2 separate regions of the Homo sapiens genome follow, and region 1 is linked to region 2. The links are chromatin loops, found by intact Hi-C in ENCODE. Cell type or tissue: psoas muscle. All regions are shown on one strand. Links, peaks and the distances in the headings refer to the core of each region. The heading gives the core; the rest is flanking DNA.

The links. A loop is a pair of places that touch in the nucleus more often than their neighbours do. Peaks named below come from ENCODE experiments on the same cell type or tissue, not always from the same donor. Only the 100,000 strongest peaks of a DNase experiment are listed, where the experiment ranks them.
Region 1: it touches region 2 in a loop (9-fold over the local background); 1 of 110 quality-filtered maps calls a loop at or near these places.

What each region holds. Positions count from the first base shown.
Region 1 is chr16:29,622,444-29,626,836 of GRCh38, forward strand. It overlaps the pseudogene CA5AP1. Among named protein-coding and RNA genes, the nearest start is that of MIR3680-2, 25 kb to the left of the region's middle. In psoas muscle, for the core only: no CTCF peak of the experiment used is centred there; no DNase peak of the experiment used is centred there; H3K27ac peaks cover 348 bases.
Region 2 is chr16:29,932,431-29,936,823 of GRCh38, forward strand. No RefSeq gene overlaps it. Among named protein-coding and RNA genes, the nearest start is that of KCTD13, 8.4 kb to the left of the region's middle. In psoas muscle, for the core only: no CTCF peak of the experiment used is centred there; no DNase peak of the experiment used is centred there; H3K27me3 peaks cover 364 bases.

The DNA of each region.
Region 1 (4,393 bases), core at 76-4,075, 310 kb before region 2:
GACGCTGGGACAACTCCCATGGATGCCTTGTGTGTCTGTGTGTGATAGATTAGGGCATTGCTCAGAACATGCTCGCTGTGATCACTGGAACCGCTGTCCAATCTCAACAAGCTCCTACTTCAATTGGAACTTTCTTCTTGTGTAAGAACACCCCAAATGCATGAAAGAATATATATAACTCCTCAAGGCTCTTATGCAGCATCTTAGTGACGCTGCCAAGCAAGAGAGACGCCTTCCATGAAGCGCCATCATGCCAGTTACGGGCACGGCTCACTTGGCTTGGGGCCACTTCAACGGGCTCCTTCTGGATGATCCAGGTGACCGACTCGGTCAGCGGCGGGGTGGTGAGCGAGCCCACATAGGTCCAGTAATCCCAGCAGGTGGGCAGCAGAGCGGAGGGGTCGAAGGGGCGCATGGCCGCCCGCGCGTCCTGAGAGACCGAGAAGCCAAGGCCGTGTCAGTCCTCAGGCGGGACTAGGAGCTTCCATCTTGTCTCAGCACGGGAGGCCTTCATGGTGCTTGGAAGGAAGTGCTTTCCCCGAGATAAGGCCATGAGGCCACTGCTGTCACACTTGGAAGCAGTGATAAGAAAATGTGACCCTTCTATACAGAGCAAGGATTCCTGCCAACTTACATTGGTGGGAATTACATTACATTACACCAGCTTATGTTGGTGCTTACATTTTTCCTTTTGAAGTCATTTCTTGGGGCGCAGTAGCTCACCCCTGTAATCTCAGCACTTTGGGAGGCCGAGGCGGGTGGATCACTTGAGGTCAGGAGTTCGAGACCAGCCTGGTCAACATGATGAAACCCTGTCTCTACTAAAAATACAAAAATTATCCAGATGTGGTGGTGGGCGCCTGTAGTCCCAGCTACTCAGGAGGCTGAGGCAAGAGAATTTCTTGAGCCCAGGAGGCAGAGGTTGCAGTGAGCTGAGATCACGCCACTGCACTCCAGCCTGGGCAACAGAGTGAGACTCTGTCTCAAATAATAATAATAATAATAATAATTAATAAATAATAAAAACGCCATTTCTTTTAGCATACCTTGGCTGCAAAAAATATTACTTTTTATTGTGATAAAATATACATAACATAAAATTTACCATCTTAACCTTTTTTTTTTTTTTTGAGATGCAGTTTTGCTCTTGTTGCCCAGGCTGGGGTGCAATGGTGCGATCTTGGCTCACTGCAACCCTTCGCCTCCCAGGCTCAAGTGATTCTCCTGCCTCAACCTCCTGAGTAGCTGGGATTACAGGCACCCGCCACCACACCTGCTGATTTTGTATTTTTAGTAGAGACGGGGTTTCTTCATGTTGGTCAGGCTGGTTTTGAACTCCCAATCTCAGGTGATTCACCTGCCTCAGCCTCCCACAGTGCTGGGATGAGAGGCATGAGCCACCATGCCCAGCCCATCTTAACAATTTTTAAGTGTAAAGTTTCATGGCGTTAAATGCAGTCACATTGTGGTGCAACCATCTCCACCATCCGTCTCCAGAACTTTTCCATCATCCCAAACTCAAATTCTGTCCTGACCCCACTAAACACTATGTCCAGCTTCCTCCCCCAGGCCTGGCACCCACCATTCTGCTTCCATCTCTCTGAATCTGAGGACTCTGGGGACCTGATGTGGGTGGGATCCTGTGGTTTTTGTCTTTTGTGTCTGGCTTATTTCACTGGGCATAATGTCCTTCAGGTTTATCCACATTGGAGCATGTGTCAGGAGTCCCTGCATTGTTGCTTTTTTTTTTTTTTTTTTTTTCTGAGACGGAGTCTCGCTGTGTCACCCAGGCTGGAGTGCAGTGGTGTGATCTCGGCTCACTGCAAGCTCCGCCTCCTGGAGTTCAAGACCAGCTTGAACTCCTGGGTTCATGCCATTCTCCTGCCTCAGCCTCCCCAGTAGCTGGGACTATAGGCACCCGCCACCACGCTCGGCCAATTTTTTGTATTTTTAGTAGAGACGGGGTTTCACCATGTTAGACAGGATGGTCTCAATCTCCTGACCTCGTGATCCGCCCACCTCGGCCTCCCAAAATGTTAGGATTACAGGCATGAGCCACCGTGCCTGGCTTGCCTGGAGACATTTCTACTGCTACCTTACCGATCAGGGTATCCAGTATCTCCGTGATTACCTTCATCTGTCCCTGGAAACTGTGCCTGCCACCCTACGCTGCAGCCGTCCAGGGACTGGCAGGCCTCGGCCTAAAGGTCTGGAGGGTGGGCGACCTGCAAGACTCACAAGAGGGGAAGCCAACAGACATACCTATAGACGGAGTGCTGTGCCCCTGGTGCCGACAAGAAAGCCAAGGCTCGGGCTGGGTCAGCAACCGAATTCCAGTTTAGAGGCAGATTTGGTCGTGGACATGGCCAGCCACCTCAGTAAAATTAGAGAGGATTATTTTGCATTGAATACACTCACAGCCAAAAAACAAAAAAAAAGAGTCAGGGTCTTACTTTGTCAACTAGGCAGGAGTGCAATGATGCCATCATAGCTCACTGCAGTCTCTAATTCCTGGGCTCAAGCGATCCCCCCGCGTCAGTCTCCCAAGTAGCTAGGACACCATACCAGGGTTTAAAATTAATTGTTTGTAGCCAAGGGGTCTTGCCATCTTGCCCAAGCTGTTCTCCAACTCCTGGGCTCCAGTGATCCTCCTGCCTTGGCCTCTCAAAATATTGGGATTACAGGCATAAGCCACTGTGCCCAGCCAGCTCTTTTGGATATATACCCAGAAGTGTGTGATTGCTGAATCATAGGGTAGTTCTATTTATAACTTTTTATTTTTTTTATTTTTTTGAGGCAGAGTCTCACTCTGTCTTCCAGGCTGGAGTGCCGTGGCATGATCTCGGCTCATGGTGGTTGGGCCTGGCCGCAACACAGCCTTCATCAGCATCCCATGCCAACCAAGCACAACTCTGCACCTGTCCCTGGCCAGCACTGTGGGACAAGAGTCCAGTCCAAAGTGACAGAGTCCCTGTCTGCAAGGAAGATGGCCTCCCTGCTCAGCCACATCACATCACCTTGACTTTGCTGGGCCCTGGCCTTCCAAGGTGGAAGCCGGCAACCTAGATGCCTTGGGCTTGTCTCCTAACATCAAGCAGTGAGGGTCAGGGTCAAGAGAGGTGGCTGAGCTACCAGAAGGAAGCCCAGGAGTGTCCACGCCGGCAGACACATGCATCAGTTCTGTGCACACGTGTTCACGTTTATAATTATCCAGTTAATTAAAAAAAAAAAACAGCATTATAGGCTGGGCGAAGTGGCTCATGCCTGTAATCGCAGCACTTTGGGAGGCCAAGGCAGGCAGATCACCTGAAGTCAGGAGTTCAAGACCAGCCTGACCAACATGGCGAACCCCCGTCTCTACTAAAAATACAAAAATTAGCCAGGCATGGTGGCAGGTGCTTGTCATCCCAGCTACTCGGGAGACTGAGACACAAGAATTGCTTTAGCACAGGAGGCAGAGGTTGCAGTGAGCCAAGATTGCACCATTGCACTCCAGTCTGGGCAACAGAAAGAGACTCGGTCTCAAACAACAACAACAGCAACAAAACCCACAGCATTATTGTGATAGAATTCACATACCATGCAACTCTCCCATCTAAAGTGTACAACCTGGTTGGGCGCGATGGATCATGCCTGTAATCCCAGCACTTTGGGAGGCCGATGTGGGAGGACTGCTTGAGGCCAGGAGTTTGAGACCAGCCTAAGCAACATAACAAGAATCTGACTCTACAAAAAATACAAAAACTAGCCAGGTGCAGTGGTACATGCCTGTGGTCCCAGGTAGTTGGGAGGCTGAGGTGGGAGGATGGCTTGAGCCCCGGAGGTTGAGGCTGCAGTGAGCTGTGATCATACCACTGCACTCTAGCCTGGGTGACAGAGTGAGATCCTTTCTTAAAATAAGTAAATAGGCCGGGCACAGTGGCTCATGCCTGTAATCCCAGCACTTTGGGAGGCCAAGGCGGGTGGATCACCTGAGGTCGGGAGTTCGAGACCAGCCTGACCAACATGGCGAAACCGCGTCTCTACTAAAAATACAAAATTAGCCAGGCGTGGTGGTGCATGCCTGTAATCCCAGCTACTCGGGAGGCTGAGGCAGGAGAATCGCTTGAACCTGGGAGGCAGAGGTTGCAGTGAGCTGAGATCATGCCATTGCACTCCAGCCTGGGCAACAAGAGTGAAACTCCATCTCAAAAAAAAAAAAAAAAACAGAAAAAGTAAATAAAAAATTGAAGTGTACAATTCTATGGTTTTGGGTATATTCACAGTTGTGCAGCCATCCCAAGTCAATTTTAGAACATTTTCAGCACCTCAAGGAGGAAGCTTGGTACTTTTTAGCTCTTCTCCCCACCCCCGCCGTGCTGCTTCTGTCTCTGTGGGTTTCATAGGAACTGAG
Region 2 (4,393 bases), core at 289-4,288:
TTTTCAGTTGTATGTGCACAGTCTAGGTAAATCCAGTCCTAAAAGAAATAGAAATGCCTAAAATGCTAAAAGAAACAGAAAATCATATATATATACGTATATACATGTATATCAAGATCAGCTTGGGTAACATGTGAGACCCTGTCTATACAAAAAAAAATACATGTATATACGTATATATATATAGTGTCTGTACATATAGGCACTAAAAAGTATATTTATGTAATAGCCTTTGCTCTTCCAGTTAGAAGAAAAGATCTATCACGCCTGTAGTCCCAGCACTTTGGGAGGCCGAGGAGGGCGGATCACGAGGTCAGGAGATCGAGACCATCCTGGCTAACACGGGGAAACCCCGTCTCTACTAAAAAAAATACAAAAAAATTAGCCAGGCATGGTGGCGGGTGCCTGTAATCCCGGCTACTCAGGAGGCTGAGGCAGGAGAATCGCTTGAACCCAGGAGGTGGAGGTTGCTGTGAGCCGAGATTTTGCCACTGCACTGCAGCCTGGGCAACAAGAGCAAAAACTCCATTTCAAAAAAAAAAAAAAGGTCTTAGTTCCAAGACAAAAGAAGAGCTTTTGGCATGATTCAGTTAAATTTTTTATTCACTCATGTAAAAATGATGCCAGCGTGATATTTTGGTTTGTACAAGAACAGGGTTAATTCTCTTTCTCTCTCTCTCTCTCTCTGAGACAGGGTCCCACTCTGTCACCCCATCTGGACTGCAGTGGCATGATCATGGTTCACTGCAGCCTCAACCTTCTGGGCTCAAGAGATCCTCCTCTCTCAGCCTCCCAAGTAGCTGGGACCCCAGGCACACACCACCATGCCCAGCCAATTTTTTGTTGTTGTTGTATAGACAGGGTCTCACATGTTACCCAGGCTGATCTTGAGCTCCTGGGCTCAAGCAGTTCTCCCACCTTGGCCTCCCAAAGTGTTGTGATTACAGACATGAACCACTCACTGCTCCTGGCCCTCATGATTTAAGCCTTCTCAATGTATTTATGTTGATCTTATGAGTTAAGTAAATTGTGATGGTTTTCATAAATTGTTTAAATGAAAATTATACACAGGCACTCCTTGTTTTATTACACCTCACTTTATTGCTCTTCACAGATATTGCATTTCTTACAAATTGAAGATGTGTGGCAACCCTGTGTTGAGCAAGTGTTTTTTGTTTGTTTGTTTGTTTGTTTTTGCAGTGGAGTCTTGCTCAGGAGGCTGAGGCAGGAGAATCACTTGAATCCAGGAGGCAGAGGTTACAGTGAGCCAAGATCGCATCACTGCACTCCAGCCTGGGCAACAGAGCGAGACTCTGTCTCAAAAGAAAAAAAAAAACTGGAACAGCCTGATTGCTGATATGGAGAAAGTTTTAGTGGCCTGAATAGATCAAAACAGCCACAACAGCTCTAAATCTCTTCATTACTATGAAGACTGAGAGGGATTAGGAAGCTGCAGGAGAAAAATTTGAAGGTAGCAGAGGCTAGTTCATGAGATTTAAGGAAATGAGCCATCTGCAGAACATAAAAGTGCAAGATGAAGCAGCAAGTGCTGTGTAGAAGCTGCAGCAAGTTATCCAGAAGATCTAGTAAGATAATTGATGAAGATGGTTTACTAAACAACAGATTTCCAATGTAGACAGAACAGCCTTCTATTGGAAGAAGATGCCATCTAGGAATTTTATAGCTAGAGAGGAGAAGTCAAAGCTTTGAAGGACAGGTTGACTCTCTTGTCAGGGACTAATGCAGCTGGTCTGGTGACTTTAAGTTGAAGCCAATGCTCATTAACCATTTTGAAAGTCCTAGGGCCCTGAGGAATTATGCTAAATCCATTCTGCCTGTCCCCTATTAATGGAACAAAAAAGCCTGAATGGCCACATGTCTGTTTATAGCATGGTTCATGGAATATTTTAAGCCCACTGTTGAGACCTAGTGCTCAGAAAAAGAGATTCCTTTCAAAATATTATGACAGTTCCTCTGGTCATCCAAGAGCTCTAATGGAGATGTACAAGGAAATTAATGCTGTTTTCCTGCCTACTAATGCAGTATCTGTTCTTCAGCCCATAAGCCAAGGAGTAATTTCAATTTTCAAGTCTTCCTGCAGTTGACCCTTGAACATTGTGGGGGTTAGGGGTGCCAACCCCAACACAGTTGAAAATCCATATATAACTATTTTTCTTTTGTAGAGATAAGGTCTTAATATGTTGCCTGGGCTGGTCTTGTACTCCTGGCCTCAAGCAATCCTCCCACCTCAGCCTTTTTCTTTTTTTTTTTTTTTTTTTGACAGAGCCTCGATCTGTCACCCAGGCTGGAGTGCAGTGGTGTGATCTCAGCTCACTGCAACCTCCGCCTCCTGGGTTCAAGTGCTTCTCTTGCTCCAGCCTCCCAAATAGCTGGGATTACAGGTGTCCGCCACCACACCCAGCTAATTTTAGTATTTTTAATAGAGATGGGGTTTCACCATGTTGGCCAGGCTGGTCTTGAACTCTGACCACAAGTGATCTGCCCACCTCTGCCTTTCAAAGTACTGGGATTACAGGTGTGAGCCACTGCCCCTGGCCTTGGCCTCATATAACTTTTGACTCCCCCCAAACTTAACTACCAATAGCCTACTGTGAACCAGAAGCCTTACCAATAACAGAAACAGTCAATTAACACATACTCTGCATGTTTTATATATTATATACTGTAGTCTTACAACAAAGTAAAGTAGAGAAAAGAAAATGTTATTAGGAAAATCATAGGAAGAGAAAATATATTTATGGTACTGTACTGTATTATGTATACCATAAGTTTATGTCGTATGTTTATAAGATGAATCATCTGTCTGAAATGGTGGGCAGCCACAGCTGCAGACCCCAATCCACATTACATATCAAGCAGTTGAACTTTTTTTTGTAATGTCATGACTTTCCCCTGCTTCTTAGAAGCACTTCCAGCATGACTAGTGGCACTTCACGTGGGTCCCGTGGTGTTATACAAGGCTTACAGTATTGCACTAAACACAATAAAGAACACAGGAGAACCACAAGAGATCACTTTTTACTGTAATACATAATTTACTGGAGAGATAAACTGCTCATGTGGAGATGATTAGCATCACATAGCATTTAAAAAATTATTTTTTCTGCTGCACTTTAAAAATTCTTTTACTTTTTTTTTTTATTATTATTTTGTTGATGTTGAGATGGAGTCTTGCTCTGTCACCCAGGCAGGAGTGCGGTGGCACGATCTTGGCTCACTGCAAGCTCTGCCTCCCGGGTTCACGCCATTCTCCTGCCTCAGCCTCCTGAGTAAGCTGGGACTACAGGCGCCCGCCACAACGCCCGGCTAATTTTTTTGTATTTTTTTTAGTAGAAACAGGATTTCCTCATGTTAGCCAGGATGGTCTCAATCTCCTGACCTTGTGATCCGCCCTCCTCAGCCTCCCAAAGTGCTGGGATTACAGGCGTGAGCCACTGTGCCCGGCCTGCTAATTTTTTAATTTTAAATTATTATGGGTGTATTAGTCCATTTTCATATTGCTATGAAGAGATACTTGAGACTCGGTAATTTATAAAGAAAAAGAGGTTTAATAGATTCACAGTTCCACATGTCTGGGGAGGCCTCACCATCATGACAGAAGGCGAAGGAGGAGCAAAGACACGTCTTACATGGTGGCAGGCAAGAGAGTGTGTGCAGGGGAACTGCCCTTTATAAAACTATCAGAGCTCATGAGACTTATTCACTATCATGGGAACCGCATGGGACCATCTTGGTTCACTGCAACCTCCACCTCCCAGGTTCAAGCGATTCTTGTGCCTCAGCCTCCCAAGTAGCGGGGATTACAGGTGCCTGCCACCATGCCTGGCTAGTTATTGTATTTTTAGTAGAGATGGGGTTTCACCATGTTGGCCAGGCTAGTCTCGAACTCCTGACCTCAGGTGATCCACTTGCCTTGGCCTCCCAAAGTGCTGGGATTAGAGGTGTGAGCCAAATTTTTCTTGAGTTACAAAAGAAGACCATAGAGAGTCAAAGGTAACAGGATGAAGATAAGGAAGATCAGATAAAGAAAACTTTAATTAAAAGGGTATTAAAGACAATAACAGGCAATATGAATAACAGAACAAAGGGTAGGAAAACGGGTAATGCACAGCCATAGAAATGAACAAAATCATGTCCTTTGCAGCAACATGGATGCAGCTGAAGGCCATTATCCTAAGTGAATTAACACAGAAACAGAAAACCTAATATCATATGTTCTTACTTGTAAGTAGGAGCTAAACATTGAGTACACATGGACATAAAGATGAGAACAATAGAAGCTGGGAACTGCAGAGGGGAGGAAGGGAGGAGAAAGGGCTGAAAAACTTGCTATTGTTCCCTACTTGGGCGATGTGATCAGCAGAAGCCCAAT